2 separate regions of the Homo sapiens genome follow, and region 2 is linked to region 1. The links are chromatin loops, found by intact Hi-C in ENCODE. Cell type or tissue: PC-3. All regions are shown on one strand. Links, peaks and the distances in the headings refer to the core of each region. The heading gives the core; the rest is flanking DNA.

Evidence for each region. A loop is a pair of places that touch in the nucleus more often than their neighbours do. Peaks named below come from ENCODE experiments on the same cell type or tissue, not always from the same donor. Only the 100,000 strongest peaks of a DNase experiment are listed, where the experiment ranks them.
Region 2: a loop joins it to region 1, with 18 times the contacts of the local background. A loop is called at or near these places in 2 of 110 quality-filtered maps.

What each region holds. Positions count from the first base shown.
Region 1 is chr12:127,482,231-127,494,180 of GRCh38, reverse strand. LOC105370067 (a long non-coding RNA gene) reads right to left here and starts at 9,653. Exons shown (of 4, transcript XR_945528.4): 1 at 7,035-9,653; 2 at 1,903-2,017. In PC-3, for the core only: CTCF peaks have their summits at 8,314 and 8,513; DNase peaks (open chromatin) are centred at 6,960 and 8,390; H3K27ac peaks cover 3,081 bases.
Region 2 is chr12:127,553,999-127,565,948 of GRCh38, reverse strand. No RefSeq gene overlaps it. Among named protein-coding and RNA genes, the nearest start is that of LINC02411, 76 kb to the left of the region's middle. RefSeq lists an enhancer at 5,465-6,664. In PC-3, for the core only: a CTCF peak has its summit at 5,975; a DNase peak (open chromatin) is centred at 6,068; H3K4me3 peaks cover 545 bases; H3K27ac peaks cover 1,921 bases.

The DNA of each region.
Region 1 (11,950 bases), core at 2,558-10,557:
ACATTGTACCCGAAGCCTGGGAGTATGTCATCTTCCAGGGTACAAGGTCTCTGCAAAAGTGACTAGCTAAGGACCTTGAGATGGCAGATGATCCTAGATTATCTTATTGAGCTCAATGTCATAACAAGCGTCCTTGTAAAAGGGAAGCAGGAGGACCTAAGTCAGAATAAGGGGAGGTGATGACAAAAGAGATGAGAACAATGCACTTTGATGGTGGAGGAAGGGGCCAGGAGCCAAGGAATGTGGACATCGCTAGAAGCTGGAAATGACAAGGAAACACAGTCCCTTAGTACCAAAAGGAAGCAGCCCCCACTGAACTTTGTTTTTCACCCTGTAAAGCTGAAGTTCTGGCCTCCAGAACTGTAAGGTAATACATTTGTGTTATTTTAAGTTACAAAGTATGTAGTAATTTGTTACAGTAGCAATAAGAAAGTAATATGCCCTCTGACTCAGAAGTTCAAACTCCTAAATCTGAAACAAACAAAACAAAACAAAACAAAAAACCCCAAAACTATATCCAAGAGAAATGCATGCAGGTGTTCACCCAAAGACAGCCACAAGCATGTTTGCAGCAGGACTGCCATAATAGCCCAAACAGGAAATGACTCCAGATGCCTGTAAACAATACAACAAATAAATTCAATATGGTACAGTCATATAATTGCATATGTTTAGGAATAAGAATGGCCAAACCTACAGCTATGCACAATAGCACAGATGATACTCCTAACATCTTGTTGCAAGAGGGAAGTGATAAGTTTTTGCTGTGTCCCCACCAAAATCTCATCTTGAATTGTAGTTCCCCCAGGTGTGGTAGAAAGAACCCGGTAGGAGGTAACTGAATCATGGGGGCGGTTACCCTCATGCTGTTCTCGTGATAGTGAGTGAGTTCTCACGAGAGCTGATGATTTTATAAGGGGCTCTTCCCTGGCTTCACTCTGCACTTCTTGCTACCACCATGTGAAGAATGACGTGTTTGCTTCCCCTTCCACTATGATTATAAGTTTCCTGAGGCCTCCCAGCCATGCTGAACTGAGTCAATTAAACCTCTTCCCTTCCTACATTTTTCAGTCTTGGTTATGTCTTTATTAGCAGCGTGAGAACAGACTAATACAGGAAGTCAGACACAGACGAGAACAAAGTAACCTCTAAAGCCAGCAGAGCTATGCCATGGTGTTGGAGTCGGTACCATGTTACCCTAAGAGGGAGGGTCATAAATAGACATAGTCATGAGGAATGAGTCTGGTGTTCTAGTAATATTCAATTTCTTGCTCTGAGTGTATCAGTTTGTGAAAATTCATCACACTGTACACATATGTGCACTTTTCTCTATGTTATAATATAAATTCACTTTTTGCATATATTTCAGGATTCGGTAAAAAGTTTACAAAAACAGACACCATATTTTAATACAGATTCAAGTCAAAGACGCAGGTCACTGTGGCTGCATCTCTATGCAGGCTCAGTGGGAAGCCTGGTGGTCAGGTGCAATGACACTATTTGAATCCCTGAAGGGTCTCTTCCCTTCACATCCCATTATCCCTTATGTCTAAAGCTACACTGTTGAATTTTGGGTTTCAGGGTATCCTGGAAACATTGAACTTGTCTATGATGGAGGAGGGGGCTGCTTAGCAGAGCCTCAGAACCCAGGTGGGCATCCCTGTTTTGGAACCAAATATGGGCATCCTGTTGGCTGTCAATGAGAGGTGGGTCTCCCCAGAGAATAAGGAGAAGGACATCAGCCAAACCACAGTCTTCCCAGCTCCCTGACAATGGTGATAAGAGAGTGAGGGGCTCAGAGACTCAGAGAGTCTGCACTGCATAATCCCCTCCTCTTATTCCAAGACAACAACACTTTTATTTAGCTTGGTGGCAAGCAAAGAAACAAAACCAACAACTCACTTTGTGAGGATGCATCTGAATTTTTCTGCCCGATCTTTGGACCACGAGTGCTTGAAGTGCCTTCAGCCTTTGTTGTGTGTTTTGCACTCAATGAGTAAGTCCAGTCTTTGTTTGCCTTGGGAAGAGAAGGGAGGAAGAAGACCACCAGTTAGAACCTTGAAAGAAGCAATGTGAAAGGGCTTTCCACTCATTCCCAACATTTAAAGAGTTCCCTGAGTGTCCAGTGTTGTACATGTGGCACTTGGGAATATGCAGAGGAACAGGCTCTCTCTAGACCAGTGGGTCTCAGATTGATCTTGCCACAGGCCATGAGCATGGATCACCTTCCCTAAGTTCCTGCTTTGCAGGAGAAAAAGAGCTTCCTAACAAAAGTCCACTGAGCAACTCCTACATGGTAAGTACCAGTCTAAGCACCACACATTTATTGGTTGATTTAATCTTTACAACACACCTTAACTTCTCTGAATCTCAATTTCCTTGCATTTAAATGGGAATGATGACAATGTCAACTCCAAAAAGTTTTTGTAATGAGACAAAAATAAAGTACAGAAAGTGCCTAGAAGAGGGATTGGTACATTTTAGGTTCTCAGGAAATTATAGCTAATATTTTTATTGCTCTAAAAACTAAATGCTGTATATAATCCAGAGACGATACACGCAGTCTCAGCCTTCTTCTCTCTGTGAGTGTCCTTTGGAGCTGCTCCGACTCCAGCAGGATCACAGCCACCTCTTCCCTCTGGAGCTGATGAATCCGATGCGACTCTTCAGTTCTGGAAGAAAAGTCCTTTAACTTCAGGAAGAGCACATTCTCTATTGGCTGAAGTAAATTATTTTAAATCCTTTTTCCCCCCATAAAGACTTCTGTAGAATGGCTTCCGTAGAATTGCCTTAGATGTTTTGTTTGTTTATTTGTTTTTGAGTCATTCTTGTAGCATTTATGTTTCTTGGTGTGACTGGACTTTTCTTGCCAGACATCTCTCTACAATCACTTCTGTATGGGTTGAAAAGAATACTTGATTTCCCTCTTAAGCATGCATTTGATTGGTTTAAGTCACTGGTTCTCAACTGGAGGCAACTTGGCATGCCCCAGGCATTTAGCAATGTCTGGAGACAATTTTGATTGTTACAACTGGGGGGCTGCAACAGGCATCGAGTGAGTAGAGGCCGGGAGTGCTGATAAACAAACTACAATACACAGGTCAGCCCCTGCGCAAAGATCTATTTGTCCTCAAGTATCAATGTCATGAGGTGGAGAACTGCTCGAGTGAACAACCTACTCTTAACCCTTTAAGTGAACAGTACATTACCATCTACTAGACACATTTTCTCAGAACCTATTTGGAATATTTTCTGTACAGCCTCTTGCCAACTGCATTGTGTTTTCATCTACCTGGAACCCCCACCCACCCTGTCTATACTGGCATGATTCATTCACTCGTCTCCTCCAGATCGTTGGGCAAGTGGTGCTTTCTCCATGAGGCCGCTCCTCCCCACTCTCCATCATTTCTGTCCTCCGTTCATGGTCTAGTTCTCTCTTCAGTGCTCTGCAATAACATTCAGCACAATTTTACTCTCCTTTTTTCTTATCTCTGGTGCGTAGGTCCCCCCCGGTGCTGAGAAATGTGCCTGGCTCAAGAAGAACTTAATACATATTGTTTTAATGATGATCTAGGAGATGGCAGTGCTCTCTGGACACCTTGCGAGTCTGCAGCTAGAGTGACAAACTGTACCGGGTTTCAGAGGACTAAGGAGTTTCTTCATATGCAGGATTTTCAAGTCTAAAATACGACAGTACCAGGCAAACCACATGAGTAAGTCACTCTAAGGACTCTAAGTGTTAAGGCTCAGCAAGAGACTACTAACAACCACCAAGACTGGGGCAGGGAAGGCACGAAAATGCTGCCTACCAGAGGCCATCACACCTTCAAGCATAGCAGAATAATTTGGCAAGCTGGTTGTATTAGTCAGGTTCTCTAGAGGGACAGAATTTATATATATATAATATTATATTATAATATTATACATATAATATATATTATATGTATATTATAATATTATATATATAATATATATGTATAATGTGTATACATATATATACACATATATATGTATCTCCTAGCCTCCCAGCCTACATCTTTCTCCTGTGCTGGATGCTTTCTGCCCTCAAACATTGGACTCCAAGTTCTTCAGTTTTGGGACTCAGACTGGCTCTCCTTGCTCCTCAACTTGCAGACAGCCTATTGTGGGACCCTGTGACTGTACAAGTTAATACTTAACAAAAGTGCCTATATATATTGCTTGCATTATATATATTATATATATATATATACACAATAATATATATGTTATATCCTATGTTATATATAATTATATATTATATATAACATATAAGGAGAGTAAAATTGTGCTGAATGTTATTGCTGAGCACTAAAGAAATAGACCATGAATTACATATTATATATTTACAATATATAATTATATATTATAATATATATTCATATATAATAGATTATATATGAATATATATTATAATATATAATTATATATTATAATATATAAATATATAAATATATATAAATATAATATATAAATATAAAATATATAAATATATATATAAATATAATATATAAATATAAAATATATAAATATATTATATAATATAAAATATATATAATATAATATATAATATATAAATATATTATATAATAGGATATAACATATATATATTATTGTAGCAGGACGAGCCACAGACAAAACCCCTCAGACACTGGGTTAAAGAAGGAAGAGGCTTTATTCAGCCAGGAGTATCAGCGACTTGTTTCTCAAGAATGGAGCTCCCTGAAGGAAGAGTTCCTGACCCTTTTAAAGGCTCACAACCCTAAGGGGTCCAGGTGACAGGGTCGTAATAGATTGAGCAAGCATGGGGTACGAGACTACGTCCACATATGTTAGTATTAGCGGTGGGGATAAGCAATGCAAGTATGTCTCCATACCATTGTCTGTGATCTATAGATAGCACAAGCGATTAGGGTGGGGGTTAATCTTTAACCTACAGGCCTGGCCAGTGGCACCGATCAGTCTGTTGTTTTTCAGCTTTTACTTCCTCCTTCTCTTTGGAGACAGGGGACAGTAGGAGAAATAGCCTCTCTCCTCATTCTCCCCTTTGAGACCCTCACTCAGTAGTGGGAGTTCTCACTCTCATCCTCACTATCTAGATCTTCCTGTGAGACAGATCGATAGTGATTCATGTAATACACTTGTGCTGAGGTCTTTTGATGAACTAAGGTAGTAACAAAACCTTTTAGTAACTGGACAAATATGGGTTACATACAGAGGAGTAACATGCAGGTTCCTAACACTATTATTATTACCATTATAAGAGTTTTAAATCCTCCTAGAGCTGGAAATCATTTTCCAATCAGGGATCCAGGATCAAACCCATGTGAAACCTGCATGGGCACATGTGACAGCTTTGTCATGTCTCTAACTATATTTTTGACTACTTGTCTTTGATCATCTATTTGCTGACAGCAATTGGTCAAATTGAATTTTTCATACTCCTCCTTCAGCTGCCAGCAAACAGTCTAAGGCCAATCTATTCTGATAGATGGCATTTCTCATTTGGGTTTCCTGCCAGGCTAAAAAAGAGTCAAAGCTCTGCCAGTTTCACTAGTGATTATTTTTAAGATGGCCTGTAACCGTATGATCCAGTTGAGCATGTAGAAGGGGGTTTGGCATCCCCACAAGCTGTCTTGTGCCCATGTGACAGTCCTGTAGTACTGTATGATTCTTTTGGGGGGCCACTCATCATCTTTCCAATTTCCTATAGCTATGCTCCTCTTTTCTCAGGAGGCATGCACAGGGAAACCTAGGAGCTCACCTTTTTTTACAGGCAGTAGGAAAAAGATGGCTTAATGGTGCCAATGACACAAATACCTGCCCATTGGTCAGGTAACTTGGTGTAGACTCTATGTCCACATATCCAGTATAGTCCAGCGGGAGCCGTCCAGTCTCAATGAGATTCTGGATGGGCCCGAACAGTCTGTAACTTGAGAAATTTACTGAATGGACTCTTTTCAGTGCAATTGAGACCCCACCAGGTGACTGTCCCTGCCGTGCTGTTATATAGCTTTTGTCCTAGGCAATTGAGCCTTCCCACAGGGATGGTGAAGTCCTTCCCCTCTCTACCTATGCAGTATTCTCCAATAATCGAGGTTTTCAAGACCCAGAAGTTGCTAGTTTGGGCCTTTGGGACTGGAATTGTGTCAGGAACTGGATCAGTAAGTGCCAATTCTCAGGCTTCCCAAGGCCATTGGTCTCCGGTAGTGGTTCCCTGACATACATAACAGGAAGTAACATTGAGGGAATGAACTACATTTTCTGCTAGCTGGAGAAACAAGTTCTTTGTCTCTTTTTTCCTTTTTTGGAAGCTCTGGTGCTGGCAGATTCAGCTCCTCATAAAAGGTCTGAAACACTGGTTTGGGAGACCGCCTGTGGACCTCCCCTTGGACTAAAATATTTACTCAGGGATCCTGTCCAGTTCCATCTATTCCTAGAGTTACATACTCTCCTGTTTTCTAACGGGGATCAAGGAGATTGGTAATTACTAGTTCTAATGGATTACAGTGACCACTAGTGCAGGAAGAGTTACTCTTTCCTTTTTGAAGGCAGACAGGGTCCTTCTCATCCTTTTTTCAGGTGGCCTAAATGACACAGGACCAGTAACTACATTCATCATTACACAGTCCTAATTCATGACAAACATACTTATTTTCTACTGTATGGCTCCTTTCCCAATCTAGAGAGCCGCATCTTATTCTATTTCTATACAGGTTACTGTTGATTGCTGCACAGGTGTCAACTTTTAAGATAATTTGTTTGGGGACTCCCTTTTCTTCTGTTCTAGTTATTATTTTACTCTTATTGGCTTTTCTCCAGTTGCCAGTCCTCAACCTTATTTCAAACACTGTGGTCATGGGGTGTTCAGATGGATCATAACGAATACTAGGTTGTCCATCTTCTGGACTGCATACCTTATACTGGGTGTCATTATATAAACAAGTTCCTTTTAGAGTTCCTGTGTATTCATAATAACTATAAAACAGAAAGACTGTTTTAACCTTTTGCCCTACCTCAGTAACTTGATGCATACACTGGGAACAGTCCTCAGTCTGAAGAAGGTCAGTTGAAGTCCTTACTGTACAAATCCAGAATTTAAGGAAAATGAGTTCCAGGATGAGTTTCCTCATGCTTTGGCCATGCGTGGACCAGTTAGCTTCTGGGTGTGACTGGAACAGGGCTTGTCGTCTTCTTCAAAGTTACTTTTTTGCAGGCGTTGTACGGGCTTGGTCTCGCCTCCCAGGTCTCAGGTGCTGCAGGTTTTACGTGGCTGTGGTGGATCCAGGCTGGGATTCCCTCTACCTTTATGGCTGTGGGAGTGGTCAAGACGACGGTCTGGGGTCCTTTCCACCGTGGCTGCAAGGGGGCTACGTTCGAATCCTTGATCCACACCCGATCACCTGGGGAGAAAGGGTGAACTGGGGAGAGTAAGCTGATGGGGCACCTCTCACTTACCCAGGCTGAAATTTTTTGTTGTTATCTTCCCTAAAGCCTGTAGCTATCACTGTAACTCAATTTCACCTAGCTCTTGCGGAGTGCCTGGGAGTCCCTGTAGTGTGGGAGGGGGCTATGATATAATATTTCATAAGGGGAATATCCTGTTCTTTTAGAAAGGGTACATCTAATCTTAAACAATACCACAGGGAGAGCTTGTACCCACTTTAATCCTGTTTCTTGACACACTTTCCCTAAACTATTTTTGATAGTCCGATTCATCCGGTCCACCTTTCCAGAACTTTGTGGTCGATAGGTGGTATGTAGTTTCCATGTGATCCCCTATACCATTGCTGTCTTCTGTACCAAGTCAGCCACAAATGCCGGCCCGTTGTCTGAGCCAATTGGTAAGGGCAGTCCAAACCTAGGAATGAGATCACAGAGAAGCACATGGGTTACTTCATGAGCTTTCTCAGTTCGTGTTGGATAGGCCTCCACCCACCCAGAGTATGTACACGCTAGAACTAGCAAATACTTGTTACCTCCACATTTGGGCGTCTTGGTGAAGTCTACTTGGAGATCTTCAAAGGGGGCTGCTCCACAAGCCTGTATGCTGGGCAGGACTTTTGGACCTTGCCTAGCATTGTGCTGCCAGCAGGTGACACACTGCTGCGCCACTGTTTTGGCAAGGGCTGACAGATGTGAGATGTAGAAGTACCAGCCTAACAACTTTTCAAATGACTCTTCGCCTAGGTGGGTGGTCTTATGCAAGCCAGTACAATTGCAGCCCCTAGCAGCTGTGACACAGCTATTCTTCCATCCAATAACTGGATCCATCCCTCTTTTATAACCTGTCCTCCCTCTGCCTGGAGAAAGTCCTTCTCTTCTTTAGAATAAGTAGGCACAAGGTCAGGTGACTGAAGGAGCAGGGGGGCTGTGACTAACACCCAGTACGGGGTGGATGCTGCCTTTCGAGCCTCTGAGTCAGCTTGGGAGTTCCCCAAGGCAATCGAGGTGGAAGCTCACTGGTGTCCTCTGCAGTGCATGACTGCCACCCTTTGGGGCTCCCATACTGCCTCTAATAATTGCAAGATCTCTTGCTGATACTTTATGTCTTTTCCCCCAGAGTTCAACAGGCCTTTTTCCTTGTATAATGCCCCATGCATTTGGAGGGTTAAAAAGGCATACCGAGAGTTAGTGTAAATGTTTACAGTCTTACCTTCACTTAGCTCTAAGGCCTGAATTAAAGCAATGAGTTCGGCCTTCTGGGCTGAAGTGCCCTGGGGTAACGATTTGGCTTCAGTGACAGTGTCTAGGGTTACCGCTGCATATGCCACACACCTCTCTCCTTATGGGTTGACGAAGCTGCTCCTGTCCATGTACAGCTCCCAGTCTACTTATGTCCAAGGATGGTCTCGGATGTCAGGCCTGCTAGAATAAACTAAGTCCATCACCTCTACACAGTTATGTTCAACTGGGCTCTCTGATACCGGGAGCAAGGTGGCAGGGTTCAGGGTGTTGCAAACTTCAATGGTTATGTGGGGATTCTCACAGAGCAAGCTTTGGTATCTAGTTGGTCTAGCATTCGTTAGCCATTGATGTCCTTTGGTATTCATTAAAGTCACCACAGCATGGGGGGCCTTTATAGTTAGGTTTTGCCCAAGAGTTAGCTTATCCGCTTCTTGTGCTAGCTGGGTTGTTGCTGCCAAGGTCCTTAAAGATGCAGGCCAATGCTTAGAAACCCCGTCTAGTTGTTTGGAGTGGTAGGCCACTGGCCTCGACCAGGGCCCCACAGTCTGGGTCAAAACTCCAAACACCATTTTTTCTCTCTTTGACACATACAGTGTAAAAGGTTTCGTCAGGTCAGGTAGCCGCAGGGCTGGGACCAACATGAGATTTTCTTTTAACTCATGAAAAGCTCACTGCTGTCAGGACCCCCATTTGAAAGGTTCCTTGTCTCCCCGCTTTGTGACTCCGTATAGGCCCTTAGCCAATACTGCAAAGTTTGGGATCCACAACCTGCAGAACCCTACAGCTCCTAAGAATTCTTTCACCTGCCTTCTGGTCTTAGGCTCCAGCAGGTTGCAAATGACTTGCTTTCTTTCTGATCCCAGGCTGCACTCTCCCTGTCAGATAGTAAATCCCAGGTAACATACTTGCTGTTTGCAGATCTGAGCTTTCTTCTTGGACACCTTATACCCACAGTCCTCCAGGTGCCAGAGCAGGGTATCTGTTCCCTTGGCACACCCGAATGCCGTGGGGTGTCCCAGCAGGGGGTCATCGATGTACTGGAGCAGCACGCAGCCTAGGTCTCTGCTGGGAAACTTCTGGAGGTCTTGAGCCAGTGCCTCCCCAAAGATGGTGAGGGAGTTCTTGAACCCTTGGCGGAGTCAGGTCCAAGTGTACTGAGTGGTGACACCTGACCCCGGATCCTCCCACTGAAAGGCAAACAGTTTTTGGCTCTCAGGGGCTAGTCTGATGCTAAAGAAAGCATCTTTCAAGTCCAAGCAGGTGGACCGGCTGTCTTCGGCTGGCAGCAAACCCAACAACATGTACGGGTTAGGTACTGTTGGGTGCAAAGTCACTGTAGCTTGGTTGACCATGCAGAAACCCTGTACCAGCCTGTAGTCCTTGGTCCCTGGCTTGGGAACAGGTAGGAGGGGAGCGTTCCATGGAGACTGACAAGGGACTATAATTCCAAAGGCCCTCAGGCCCTTGAGATGGACCTGGACGCCTTCAAGGGCTTCTCTGGGAACTGGGTACTGCTTTTGCCTGACTGGCTGGGACCCAGGCTTAACTTCTATGAGTACTGGGGCCTGGTTGACAGCCAGCCCTAGAGGGTTGTCTTCCGCCCACACCTTTGGCCACTACTTAGCCAGGGCTGGTCCTATCTATTGGCCTGGCTCAGTTAAGAAGAGTCTCCATTCCTCTTCCAGAGGAACCATAAGGGCCATGATGACTCCCGTTCCAGGTAAATTTAGCTGTAAAGAGCCATGCTTTGTAAAATAGATAGTGGCTCTCAGCTTGCTAAGTAGGTCCCTTCCAGTAAAGACAAGGGGCACTCAGGCATGTACAGGAACTCGTAAATTACCTCATGCCCCGCTACAGTGCAGGTCCAGGGCAAACAGAAAGCTTGCTTTGCCAAAACCCCTGTGGCTCCGATTATATCAATAGTCTTTTTGGATAAGGGTGTGAGTGGGGTGGTTACTACTGAATGTTCAGCACCAGTATCAACAAGAAACTCAATGTCCTTGCCCCCCGACTGTCATCCTGACCATGGGCTCTTTGGGGCACATGAGTCTGATCCCCCTCAGTCCAGTAACCCTTCTGCCAGATTGAACAAGGCCCCTTCATCCTTGTCTGAGGCCTCCTGCTCAGAGTCACCCTGTTTCCCTTTCAGCTGGGGGCACTTGCCTTCCAATGTCCTATTTCCTTACAGTAAGCACACTGGTTACTCTGCAAGCATGGACGGCCAGACTGGTATTTTTCCCGGGCCCCCCCTTCTCTCGCCCTTCGGGGGCACCCCTTTAATAGCTGCGGCTAGCAGTTCGGCGTTTCACCGGACTTAGCGTTCACTCTCGCTGCGGTTCTGTGGCTTACTGCATCTCTTTTCACAAACACCTGGTTGGCTATCTCCAATAACTATGAAGTATTCATGCCTGCAAACTCAGCCTGTTTCTGTAGTTTTCTTCTAAGGTCTTCTGCACTTTGACTAACTAAAGCCATGTTAATCATGTGCTGATTTTCAGGGCTTTCAGGGTCAAAGCAGGTATACATAAGATAGGCCTCACATAGTCTCTAATAGAATTGTGCCGGGCTCTCACCTTTCCCTTGAATGACCTCAGAGACCTTGTTAATGTTTGTGGCCTTCTGAGATCCCCTCTTTAACCCTTCCAGGAGGGATTCCCTGTACCGGTTTAGCCTTTGCATAACCTGTCTTTCATTTGGGTCCCACTGGAGGTCTGTTCCTCGTAATTGGATCCTCACATACTCTTGGGGGTTTTGGTAATCAGCTGGAACATGTTCCTCTAGCCACTGAGTTGCTGCTTGGAGAACCCTTCACCTTTCATCCATGTTAAAGAGAGGTACGTGAGCAACTGGTGGCAATAGCCCAAGTAGGGTTGTGGGTCTGGATAATAGTTGGGAGCAAATCAATCATAGCTTGAGGCTTTTTGGTATAGGATGGGGTATTGTTTTTCCAATTGAGGAGATCGGCAGAGGTGAAGGGTTGATGGGATGGGGTATTGTTTTTCCAGTTGAAGAGATCGGCAGAGGTGAAGGGTTGATACACGAAGGCACCACCATATGCCCGTCCTCGTCTACCCCAGTATACCATTGCTCTCTCAGGGGCATTTGTATGCCAGTTCTAGGCCTCAAACAGGCTGCCAAGGGAAGGGTTTCTCCCAAGGTCTCACATCCTTTCTTTTCTACTCTGGGTGGCCTAGGGGTATGTAGGCCTTGTGGAAGCTTGGGCGCAGTGGGCTCAGGAGTGGGA
Region 2 (11,950 bases), core at 1,827-9,826, 72 kb before region 1:
GGGAGTCTCGCTCTGTCACCCAGGCTGGAGTACAGTGGCATGATCTCGGCTCACTGCAAGCTCTGCCTCCTGGGTTCATGCCATTCTCCTGCCTCAGCCTCTCGAGTAGCTGGGACTACAGGCACCCGCCATCAGGCCCGGCTAATTTTTTTTGTATTTTTTAGTAGAGACGGGATTTCACTGTGTTAGCCAGGTTGGTCTCGATCTCCTGACCTCATGATCCACCCACCTCAGCCTCCCAAACTGCTAGGATTACAGGCATGAGCCACCACGCCCGGCCAATTTAGTTCTTTTGTAAAAACGTAAGTCATGGTCTTTGTCTGACTGTCAGTTTTGCCTCAGGATAGACTTCGTGGTTCCTTCCACCAATTTCAAAGACTTCTGACACATTTCTCAACTCTAAATTTACTGGTCACCTCTCTTGAGGGGAGGATAAAACAGCCCTGGCTGCTGAGTTACTGAGTTACAGATGGCAGAGCAGACGGAAAAATCCAAGCTGATTCTGCGTCACCTGGCCGGTCCACACTCCTGCAACAGCCTTTGATGCCAATGCCAGAGAGGTGAGGAAGTCACAGGAAGACAGGTTGGAAGCTTGCTATCTAAAGAGAAAGGAGGGATGATGGATCCAGCCCACAGATGAAATCAACCATCTGCAAAGAGTCCTGTCCATGAGAAGGTCCAAGTGGCTTCAGGACACAGAATCCAGGCTCCACTTTCCCTGAAGGTTCTGCAGATGAGGAGCTTTGGTCAGTGGCCCAGCCCTCCACGCTCCTCCCTCCTTGGCTGGAGGCTAGGCATCATCCAGGTCTCTGTCCGCATGTCCCCCAGCAGGATCCTCCCTTCACTCCCCCACCTGCCTGCTGTGAAGCCGACTCCACCTCAAGTGAGTCTCTACCTTCCCATGCTGTGCTATTGCCATCACATCTTTTCTCAGTCTCTGAGATGATCTAGCTTATTTTCTGGTCAATTGCCTCTCTCTCACTCTACATTGTGAACTCTATGAGCATGGAGGACTGGCCTACCTCCCTTAGTGTGGGATCCAGAGTGTTGGGCACAAGGCCCGGAGTTAGTAGATGCTCAATAAATACTTGTGGGAAAAATGAGTGGAGCCAAGTCAGCCCAAAGCCAAGTGTTCTTCTCATCTCTGCAGATACAACCTTAGGCAGGGAGGTCAACTGATTGGTGTCCTAAACAAAAAATCCCCCAAACACTTATTGACATAGATGATATAGAACAGACCCTGACTTTTGCCTCCCTGGTACTTACCTGCTTGCTAACAGAGATCAAAAATTGATCAGATAGAAAGTGGAAGTCCATGATGGCAGAAAAGATGGACTCTCATAGAAGTAGATGAAAGGATGGGGGTTAAACATGTGACAAAATCGCCTAGAACTAGACACAAGCACACACACACAAGGACAAGGATTACACACAAGTATTAAGTTGGTGCAAAGGTAATTGCGTGTTTTGACATTATTTTAATGGCAAAAACTGCAATTACCTTTGCACCAACCTAATACTTATAAAACTGGTGAAATCTGACCGGGCTCTGTGGATTGTACCATGTCAATTTTCTTTTCCTGACATTAAACAAGGTGTTACCACTGGGAGCCTGGACGAACGGTATACGATACATTTTTTTTTGTATTTTCCTCTGAATCTATAATTATTTCAAAATAAAAAGTTAAATAATGTATAATGAACACCCGTACCTTGTAGGGAGGGGATAGAGCAAGGTTATCAAGTGTAAAAAGGTAACAAAGGTATAGCAACACCAACCTCATATTTTCTTCTTGAACTAGTCTCAAAGATTTAAAGAGAACTGAGTACAGGTCACTCTCTTACTGTCTGGTTTTGTGTTATGCCCACTGTTAAATGGAGAGCCTGAAATCATCATGCCATTAAGGCTATATGTCTTCCACATTGGAGACTCTAGACTATAAGGTAAAAGTCCACTCTCCTCAGTCTAAATTTCATGGCTTTCTCCAGCAGACTCCACTCACCTGACCTGTTCATTCTGGAACACCATGTTGAGCCTCCCTCTTTTTTGCATTCTCACGTAGACTTGGACTCTTCCTTGGCAACGCTTATTACAACTGCAAACACAGAATCCAGTGTATCCCTGGTTGCCGATCTTCTACCTCTCCTATAACCATGCAAGTCCCACGCAGCAGGGATCATATTCTTTGTTCCTTTTATGCCTCAGGCATGTCATGGGGGCTCAGTCAACATTTTAGAAATATAATGGAATGAATTACTGCTCCGGAGTAGCTCAGGAAGCAATACATTCAGTGACCGTGTGGCCATTACTACCCTGTCTATTACAACTATGAATTAGACAAAGGCACCCCTTTCTCAAAATACTTTACGCCCATCTGTTAGCAAGCAAATCATCTGCTGATATGACGAGGACAGGACACTGTCTTGCCACCTGCTACTAAGCTGCTTTGCTAGACACTCAAAGCTACACCATCTACGATGGGAACAGCACCATCTTGATCACGGTGCATCTGTATAAAGCACAATCTATGGCATCATATTAGCACCTCCCGGTGCGTGTTCAGGTGGATATTGGCTGGGTCACTCAGTGGGCGAGAACTCTCAAGCTTCAGCAGGTGGGGGGACATCCATGGTCTTCAGTTTCTCTTCCTCTTGGGAGTTGCCTGCCCAGGGTGCTCCTCTGCTGTAGCCACCCCAAACCCCCAGTGCACCCTTCCCTGACCCTACATGGGATGAAAACTCCATTATGACTTTTGCAAGACCCATATAAATGTCAGGTTCTAAGGTCCACAGGGGGTTAAAAACAATATGAGTAAAGAAAAGAAAATAGTAAAGCTACTAAACTCTAAGTTAGCCCCCACCCTGAGAATGACATCATTGCTCAAAAATAAGCAGGGCCCAGACCTTGCAAAGAAAAAGACTCAGTGACTTTGTGGGCAAAGTGAGCAGGAAACAGGAGCCCTTTCTGCAGGGCCCTAGGCATGGAAGCCAAGACTATTGGTTTCGAAAGTGTTCACTGTGTTCCTTCCTAATGGGGTTACAGCAGATCTTGATCTGCTTATTCTAGACCAAGGCTTCCAGCCCAGGGCACATCGGCAGTGTCTTGAGACATTGTTGGTTGTCAGTTTTCAGGGCAGGGGAATGGCACCTAATGGGCAGAATGCAGGGACACCACTAAACATCCCAAAACCGACAGAACTCCCTCACCACAAATATCCCCACCCCCGGCCCCGCAAATATCAATAGTGCTGAGACTGAGAATCCCTGGTCACAATAGCTCTAAATTTTGCTGAGACGACAGTGAATGTACCAAGGGAAGGGGAGACGTTGCCCTTTTATCCATCAAAATGTCAGCGTAAGGGCCAAGCAGACGTCCTCCCCCACCAGTTCTTCTCAGTGGCGTGGGGGGAAACCCACCCTCACTCCTTTCTATCGGCTGCACTCAGTCTTCTACACCATGGCATGGATGCTACAGGATAATGACATTATCCACTATTGTAATCATTATTTTTTCATTGCTATTCGAAGAGAAAATTGCATAGGTTATTATATCAGATGGTGTTTAAAATGAGTCTGGGGTTCATATAAAATGCAATGTGCCAAGAACTATTACTGCGAGGAAGGTGGGAGGAAAAATGAGAGGTTATTTATTATTCAAGAAGCTGGGCACGGTGGCTCACGCCTGTAATGCCAGCACTTTGGGAAGGTGGGTGGATCATTTGAGGTCAGGAGTTCAAGACAAGCCTGGCCAACGTAGCGAAACCATGTCTCTACAAAAAATACAAAAATTAGCCGGGTGGCAGTGGCATGTGTGTGCTATAATTCCAGCTACTCGGAGGCTGATGCAAAAGAATTGCTTGAGTCTAGGAGGCGGAGGCTGCGGTGAGCTGAGATCGCGCCACTGCATTCCAGCTTGGGTGACAGGGTGAGACCCTGTCTCAAAAAAAAAAAAAAAAAAAATCAATCTATCTATCTATATATATATGTGTGTATATATATATATGTATATATATGTGTATGTACATATGTATTTATATATATATGAGGAGGTGGAAAGATATATATATATATATATATTCCACAGGGCTCATCCACCCACTTCCTTCCATCTTCACTCAAATGCCACCTTTCCAGAGAGAATTTCCTTGGACTCTCTCTAAATTACAAACATTTATCTTACCCATTTATATGCTATCCATTCCTGGCTTCATGTTATTTTTTCTTTTTAGCACTTTTCATGATCTAACATACTACTTACATTACGTATGTATTTTATTTTGTGGCTGCCTCTAAAGAATCTAAGTCCCATGAAGACGGAGATGTTGTTGTTTTGGTCCTTGTAAAATTCCCAGTTCCTAAAGTCATGCCCGGTATAAATAGGTTTTCAAAAAATATTTCTTGAATGAATTATTGAGGAAAAGATTGGAGAATTGTTAGTTACGTAGCCTTAATGCACCTACTGTTGCTAAAAATTTCAAAATGTTTCAACTATGTATGTCCTATTTTTCAAAAGAATAAACATCAGGAATCAATAAGAACAAAAATTCTACCTTACAAGTGATAAAGAAATATAAATAAAAACAAGATAATATTTTACTTGCCAAATTAGCAAGTATTAAAATAAATAAATTGGTACTACCCACTTTCAGTATGTATAAGCATTTTCTACACCACCAGTGAGAACATAAATTGGCTCAAATTTCCAGCAAAAATATTTTGTCAATGTATGGCAAGTCTCTAAAATTATTTACAAAAATTAAACTAATCATTCAATGTTAATAAGTAATCCAGGGAAATAAGACAGGTGGACAAAGACATATGAAAAGATTTATTGAAACTCTGCTTAATATCAAAAATTGAGAAAGTTTTTTAACTCACAAAAATAATTGGTTAAATAAGTTATATTTCAGCAATTTAGTAACATACTCTGGTCAATAAAACCCTGTGTATAAGCTTATTGAGGGGTGTAAGAAAAGCTAACAATAGATTCTCACGGTAGATTAAATGTTGCTACAATTCCCTGCCTCTCCCTGTGTTTACACATGCTTTCAAGATGGTTCAATCTTTTATTTTTCTCCTCGCACACTGGATGTTCTAAATCAAGAGCTAATAGAACACTGCTTATATTTGAAAGAGCTGAATAGTCATTGATTAGTCCATTCTCATGCTGCTATAAAGGAGTGGTCCAAAACTGGGTAACTTATAAAGAAAGAGGTTTAATGGACTCACAGTTCTGCATGGCTGGGGAGGCCTCAGGAAACTTACAATCATGGTGGAAGGGAAAGCAAACACGTCCTTCACATGACGGCAGAAAAGAGAAGTGCGGAGCAAAATAGGGGGGAAAGCCCCTTATAAAACCGTCAGATCTCATGAGAACTCACTCACTATCACGCGAACAGCAACATGGAGGTAACCGCCCCCATGATTCAATTACCTCCCACTGGCTCCCTCCCACAACACGTGGAAATTATGGGAACTACAATTCAAGATGAGATTTGGGTGGGGACGCAGCCAAACCATATCAGTCACTAAGGCCAAAATTAGTTGAACCTGGCCTTTCAACAGAGGTAACTAAAATGGAGAGGCTTAGCAGGGAGCTAACCCCATACAGCAAGTCAGTAAAGGGATGAGAGGTAGAGTTGTCTCCCAGGTCAGTCGCCAAGCCCTCCTGTCATATCTGTGCTTCCCCTGGGTCCTTTAGGTGATGTCACAGGGTGACTCAGTGTCCCTGAAAGGTTCAAAAAGCTCCGCACAGCATCCCAAGGAGTAGGCTGACCTGACATCCATTTCCATGGAGGGGACTGCTTGCCCGTTTCCCATCTTCTCTCCACAATAGAGCAGAAACAAACACAAGTTTCTCCTGCTGGTGATGCCATGAAAACAAAAACAGAAACACAAACTCCACAGTGAAACCCGTACCTTACGCTGCAGAATGTGAGAGGGCAACAGAGGACACGTGGACACAACCCTCTGAAGCAGCCCAGCAGGGGCGCCATGGAGCTAGTTAGGCCCAGAGAAGCACCGGTTTCCATTAATAAAGCAGATCAACCTCAAAACCACTTGGCAGCTGAGTCAACATCCTGCCTGCTAGCAAACAGGCGTTATTCATCTCCGCATTGAGAGCAGCACGTCACGACAGGATGCCAAGTCTATCTTCAGCAGTGGTGCTCCTGTTTATAGTTTATAGAAAATGATTTATTCCTGGAAACGTTCTAAGGGCTACATTTCCTGTTGGCTAAAAGCATCTTTCAAAGGAATCGTAACTAACAATAAATGCAACTGACCACCAAGCCTTTGGCACCCAGAATTCCCTAATACTTCACTCAGGTCAATTCAGGCCACACAGAAAAACCAACTCAGGGGCTGTGGGCTGCCCTTCAACATGACCTTAGCACTTCCTCTGTCACCACCTGTTCCCAGCCACCAGCACCCTCACCTGAATCTGATGGCAGCCTGCAAAGTAGCCTCTCTCCGTCCAGTCTTGCAATCCCTCCTCCCACTCCCCACACAGCACCCAGACTTCCAGTTTGATATTTTTTTAATGTACAAAAGTGAGATAATGTCACTCACCTGTTAAAAACCCTCCAGTGACTTCCCACTGTTGTTGGAAGAAAATCTAAACTCTCTCTATGGTCCTGGGAAGCCCCACATGATTGGCCATCTGTGTACATCCCTAATCTTATTTTGTAAAAATTTCCCAAACATTCAATGCATAGGAGCCCCACTGGCCTTTCTCTAGGTCCTGAAACACAACAGGCTCTTTCCCATTATAGACCCACACCGACACGGACCCCACAGCCTTGAGTGCTGTTTGCCCTACACTCTTCATCTCCTCACCTGCAGGACTTCACTTAAATGCCAAATTCTTGTAAAGCAGATCTTTTTTTCCAACTATAGATCGTAATCCATTATTGAGTCATGATGCTAAGATAGCTGGTATTCATGAGAACGTTTTAATAACAGAACAGAATATTGTTCTTAGAGGTAAAGAGTTTAACAAATAAAAATAAATATTTAAATATTTTTTAAAAGAGAAGAATAATGGAGGTCATTAGAATTTAGCCTCAGTGACCGTATCTGTCCCGTTCTCCCCTCTGCAGAGCAGCCTCCCTAGTCACTAAGGTATTAGTGCTTTAGGTGCTCCGTGCTGCCCCGCTCCGTCAATAACTGTGTGTGTAGAATTGGCCTTCCCTTCCTATGACCTCAGGGGCTCAAGAAGCTTTAGTGATGGTGACTGTCAAACTTGGAGGGCCCCTCAATGTCATAAATACACCAGACAGATTGAAGATGGGGGAAATCTCTCTCTCACACACACACACACCAGCAGCTGCTGACCCTAGTTTCCAGCACATGTTTTCTGCTATTTATTCTCCCAGTCCACGACACACTGGTGGCTGTCTTTAATGCACAGTGAGTCCTTCTGTTTTCTTGTCTGACTAGGCTGGCAACAGCCAGCGCCACATCGTATGAAGTCTTAAGACAGAGCTGTCTCTTTCCTGGAAATCAGAAGGCCTCCTCCTACTGCCTGTTTGACCTTAAGAAAGTCACTTTTGGCTCTCAGATTTTCTCATGGGAAAAATAAAGGGGTTGCTTTCTGAGAACTTTTAAGTCCCTTCTGCGGTAGGGACTTAAATATAGATATAGACCCTTCTGGTCTATTATCTTCATTTCAATAACATGTTTTTTCATCTTCCTGAATCCTCAACAAGGCAGGACATTGTTAGTTCCAAATGACAAAAATTTGCATTTTAAAAATGTAATATTTAAGTGAAAAAAAAAAGAAAAGGAAGCCATGGAATCTTATACAGGAAAAGTCCAGGGGTACCTCCAGGGACCTAAAGCAAGTCATCAGAAGACTGTTCCTCTCCATCTTTTCCCTCTACTGTACCATCTCTTGTGTTGATTTCCTTCTCAAAAACACTCTTCTTTAGTAGAGGCAGGATGGCATTTAAAAGCTCTGTAGTTTCAAGACAAGTCCTGGGAAAATTCTCACTGAAGCATTTGTGATTAGGTGGCCACTTGTGAAGTGACTTTGGCGGCCGCAGAAATAGAATGTGTGGATTGGACGGACCAGGCGTCGGCCCCACCCAAAGCTCACAGTTTGGGAGTCAAGGGGAGATGGTTCTCCAAGGGAAAATTGGTCTAGAGTGGACAAAAGGGAGAATGTATGTGTTTTTCTTTTTCTTTTCTTTCTTTCTCTCTCTTTTTGTTTTAGATGGAGTCTTGCTCTTTCACCCAGGCTGGAGTGCAGGGGCACATTCTTGGCTCACTGCAACCTCCACCTCCTGGGCTCAAGCAATTCTCCTGCCTCAGCCTCCTGAGTAGCTGGCACTTTACAGGCATGCACCACCACACCCAGCTAATTTTTCTATTTTTAGTAGAGACAGAGTTTCACCATGTTGGCCAGGCTGGTCCCAAACTCCTGACCTCATGTGATCTGCCCGCCTCCACCTCCCAAAGTCCTGGGATTACAGGCATGAGCCACTGCACCTGGCTGAGAATGTACGTTTTATGAGCAAAACAATAGCTGCCACTCCCAGTGTGTCCTAGCTGGAGAATCAACCTTCACGATCACCTTCCCTGTTTAAAAAAGTCTATCCAAAATGATCTATGGATCCTAGTTTACTGGAAGCCAAACCTGGTGATTACAATTCCGAGCCATGCAATCATTTGACCCCGAGGTGACATTTAATTCAAACCTTTGTTTACTTGTTATATTTTATATTCTCTCAGTATTGATCTCTTGTCTATGACTTGGGTCTTACAACCACTCTGAGATTGGGTACAATTTTCTTGATTTTTTAGGCTCTACCTACTCCTAACTTTTACCCTCTATCCTGATCCCAATATTTTGTGCTTGCTGTTTTTCCTGCCCCTTCTTCCTTTTATTCAGGTCTTTGCCCACATAACATCTTCTCAGAGAGTCCCTCCTGGATTTATAAAATTGTGGTTATTTCCTGGTTAGTTCATCTTCACTCTTAGCTTGACCTCCTTAGCTTCTACCTCCTGGCACAATATATGCGTTCACCTGTCTGTGTTTCTGCCATTTGTCTGTCTCCTCTTTCTTCTGGGTTCCTTAATCTGGGATCTGTGGATGGAATTTAGTTCTGTGGACTTTAGTTGACAAAAGGGAAGGAGTCACAGTTTTCACTTTCATTAAATAAGTTTTTACTTTCATTCAGCATTCTCTTCAATTATGATTACAGTATGATTAGCAGTCTACTGCTCATACTATTAGGTTTGTATTGTTGTGTAATCATAGGCCAGTGTCTTTGTCACCAGTGCAAACTGCACACATTTCCATGTTATTTTAAGCTCAGCAGATGATTTGAAATAACAGCTTTTTTGCCACTGTAGAGAAAATTCTGAGGTATATCCTATAGTCTCTGTGAGGCCTGAAGCAAGATTAGTGCCCAGCTGCCTGGTGTTAACCTAACCATTAACACACTTCCATGGACTTCCCTATGTTACTTCCCCACTTCCCTAGAAAACTACTTTTATGCAAATTTTTGTCTTAGAGAACTTTTGAAATAACACAAATGAAACCAGTTCCTCTTACCCCACAGAATATGATGTTATATTGTCATTGTCATGTGAACTTTTATCCAATAGCTCACATAGCAGGTGAGATTTATTTTGAAATAGAATGAGACAAAACTAAACTGAAAAACCAACAAAAAATTTCAAAAATCTTCAATCAGGTGTTTATGTCTTCATAGTTCCTGGGGAATAAGGTACTAACTTTTGCATCAGCTTATGACCCATGAAACTGACCCTAAGTGACTCAAGTGGGTTTAAAGCCCTGGCAGTCATCTGCAAGCACTCATCCAACATAGAAAAATGAACACTTTTTTTGCTATGTGGGTTTACTTTACATTTGTAAAGTATTTAACATAAAGTTTTACTGTATCATGATTGAAGACACTATGGAAGCATTCAAACAAAACGGATGTTGAATTGATACACATAGCCTCAAATTTCTCAATAGACCGGATATAAAGAAACTCAGAGATACTTGCAGTCTCAAGAATGCAGACTCACAGCCTGTGGGTGAGCCTCTGTCCCCTGTGGGTGGATGCTATCCACCATGCAGAGTCAGTCTATGGATGGTCCCCTCTGGGCCCTAAATGCATCCTTCAAAGGAGCCTGCCCCAGAGCATGGGAACATTAGAAAGATGGCTGGGAAGACCTTCCTATGAAGATGACACCTGGGCTGTGACTTGAATGAAGAGAGGAATTAGCCATTAATAGTGAAGGAAAAGCAGGCTTCAGGCTGAAAGAGGAAGAACTAGAAACAGGAATGGAGATGTGGCATTAACAAGGCAGGACAATACTAAACAGAGTGGTATTCAGGTGCCAAGTGAAGAAGGGGTTTGAAGAATAAAGGGATAATCAAACCCTGTTTAATGCTGCTGAAAGGTCAAGACAAAGATTTGTACCTTCAACATTCAGACCTCACCATCAAAAATGAAAGAGCACAAGGCCCTTTGTAAATATAGATCTCTATAACAACAAAAAGGAACATTATCTTTATAAATTCGACAAGTATTCCCCCTTTTCCTGAGTTCAAAGGTGTTCAGTTAAGCTTTCAGATCGTGGGATGAAGTGTCACTGGGTCAACACACAGGGGCAAAGTCTCCAGGTGCAAATAAAATGAAATGACACATTGGGATGCCACAAACCACATGTCAGCAGTTGACCCTTTCAATCGCTATGCTGAGAATTGTCATCACTCTTGAAGAGTCCAGGCAAGGCTTGGGCCTCTGACTATCCAGAGTGATCCGGAGAGAAAAGGGCTTCAAACTTCACTATCTTACTGGAAGTGCATAGTTACTTTCACCCACAGGCCAGCTAAACTCCATGCACATGGATGAAGGGTCACTTAGCCGACCTCCTCAAGGCTCCTCCGTGAAGGATCTCCCTAAAATGGGGTCATGTTTCATTTTATGGAAATTAAGCAGATGTACAAGTTAAACTTTAATGCCAATTTTTAAATAAAAATTTTATAATAGAATCTATTTTCATTATTTGAACATCAAGTTTATTTTTGCAAAAATGTAGTCACCTTTCTATAAAGAAAACTGGTGGCCAGGTGCAGTGGCTCACGCCTGTAATCCCAGCACCTTGGGAGGCCGAGGTGGGCGGATCATGAGGCCAAAAGATCGAGACCATCCTGGACAACATGGTGAAACCTCATCTCTACTAAAAATACAAAAATTAGCCTGGCGTGGTGTCAGGTGCCTGTAGTTTCAGCTACTCAGGAGGCTGAGGCAGGAGAATCGCTTGAACCTGGGAGGCAGAGTTTGCAGTGAGCCGAGATAGTGCCACTGCACTCCAGCCTGGCAACAGAGTGAGACTCTGTCTCAAACAAATAAAAAAATAAAAATAAATAAATAAATAAATAAAACAACCTAGAAAACTCGTTAGGAAAAATGATTCTGATTTCACAGAAAGAATAATAAATCTACCTACTGAAGATGTGTTTTCAATCCTGATCTGCTGCTAAACTAGCGTGGCAGAGACACCAAAATCCACACCGTGGCTCTGCCAGTTTCTTGCTGTGTTGCCTCGGGCAAATCACCCTCAGCTTTCTCAGCTGTACAATGGGGATAATTATATCTTCAATATGGAAAGCCGTGAGGATTTAAAGAGAAAAAAGATGTCAAAGGCACAGCACAGGTGCCAGCACACATTAAATGGTATCATTGAGGGTAACTTTGTGGCTAACATCATACATTTTTGGGTCATCTCATTCCAAAGTAGATTTTGGTCTTTGGAATGGGATGACCCGAAATGGTATCAGGTTGCTGGAGTGCTATATGATTTGTAATATGTGACAGTTAGGAATTTCACTTGCCTGCTTGACCTTCTAGAAATTAAATGGCTTAAAGAGCTTGAAGAAACATACCTAACTGTGAAAAGCTGCATAAACATAGCATCATTATTTAGG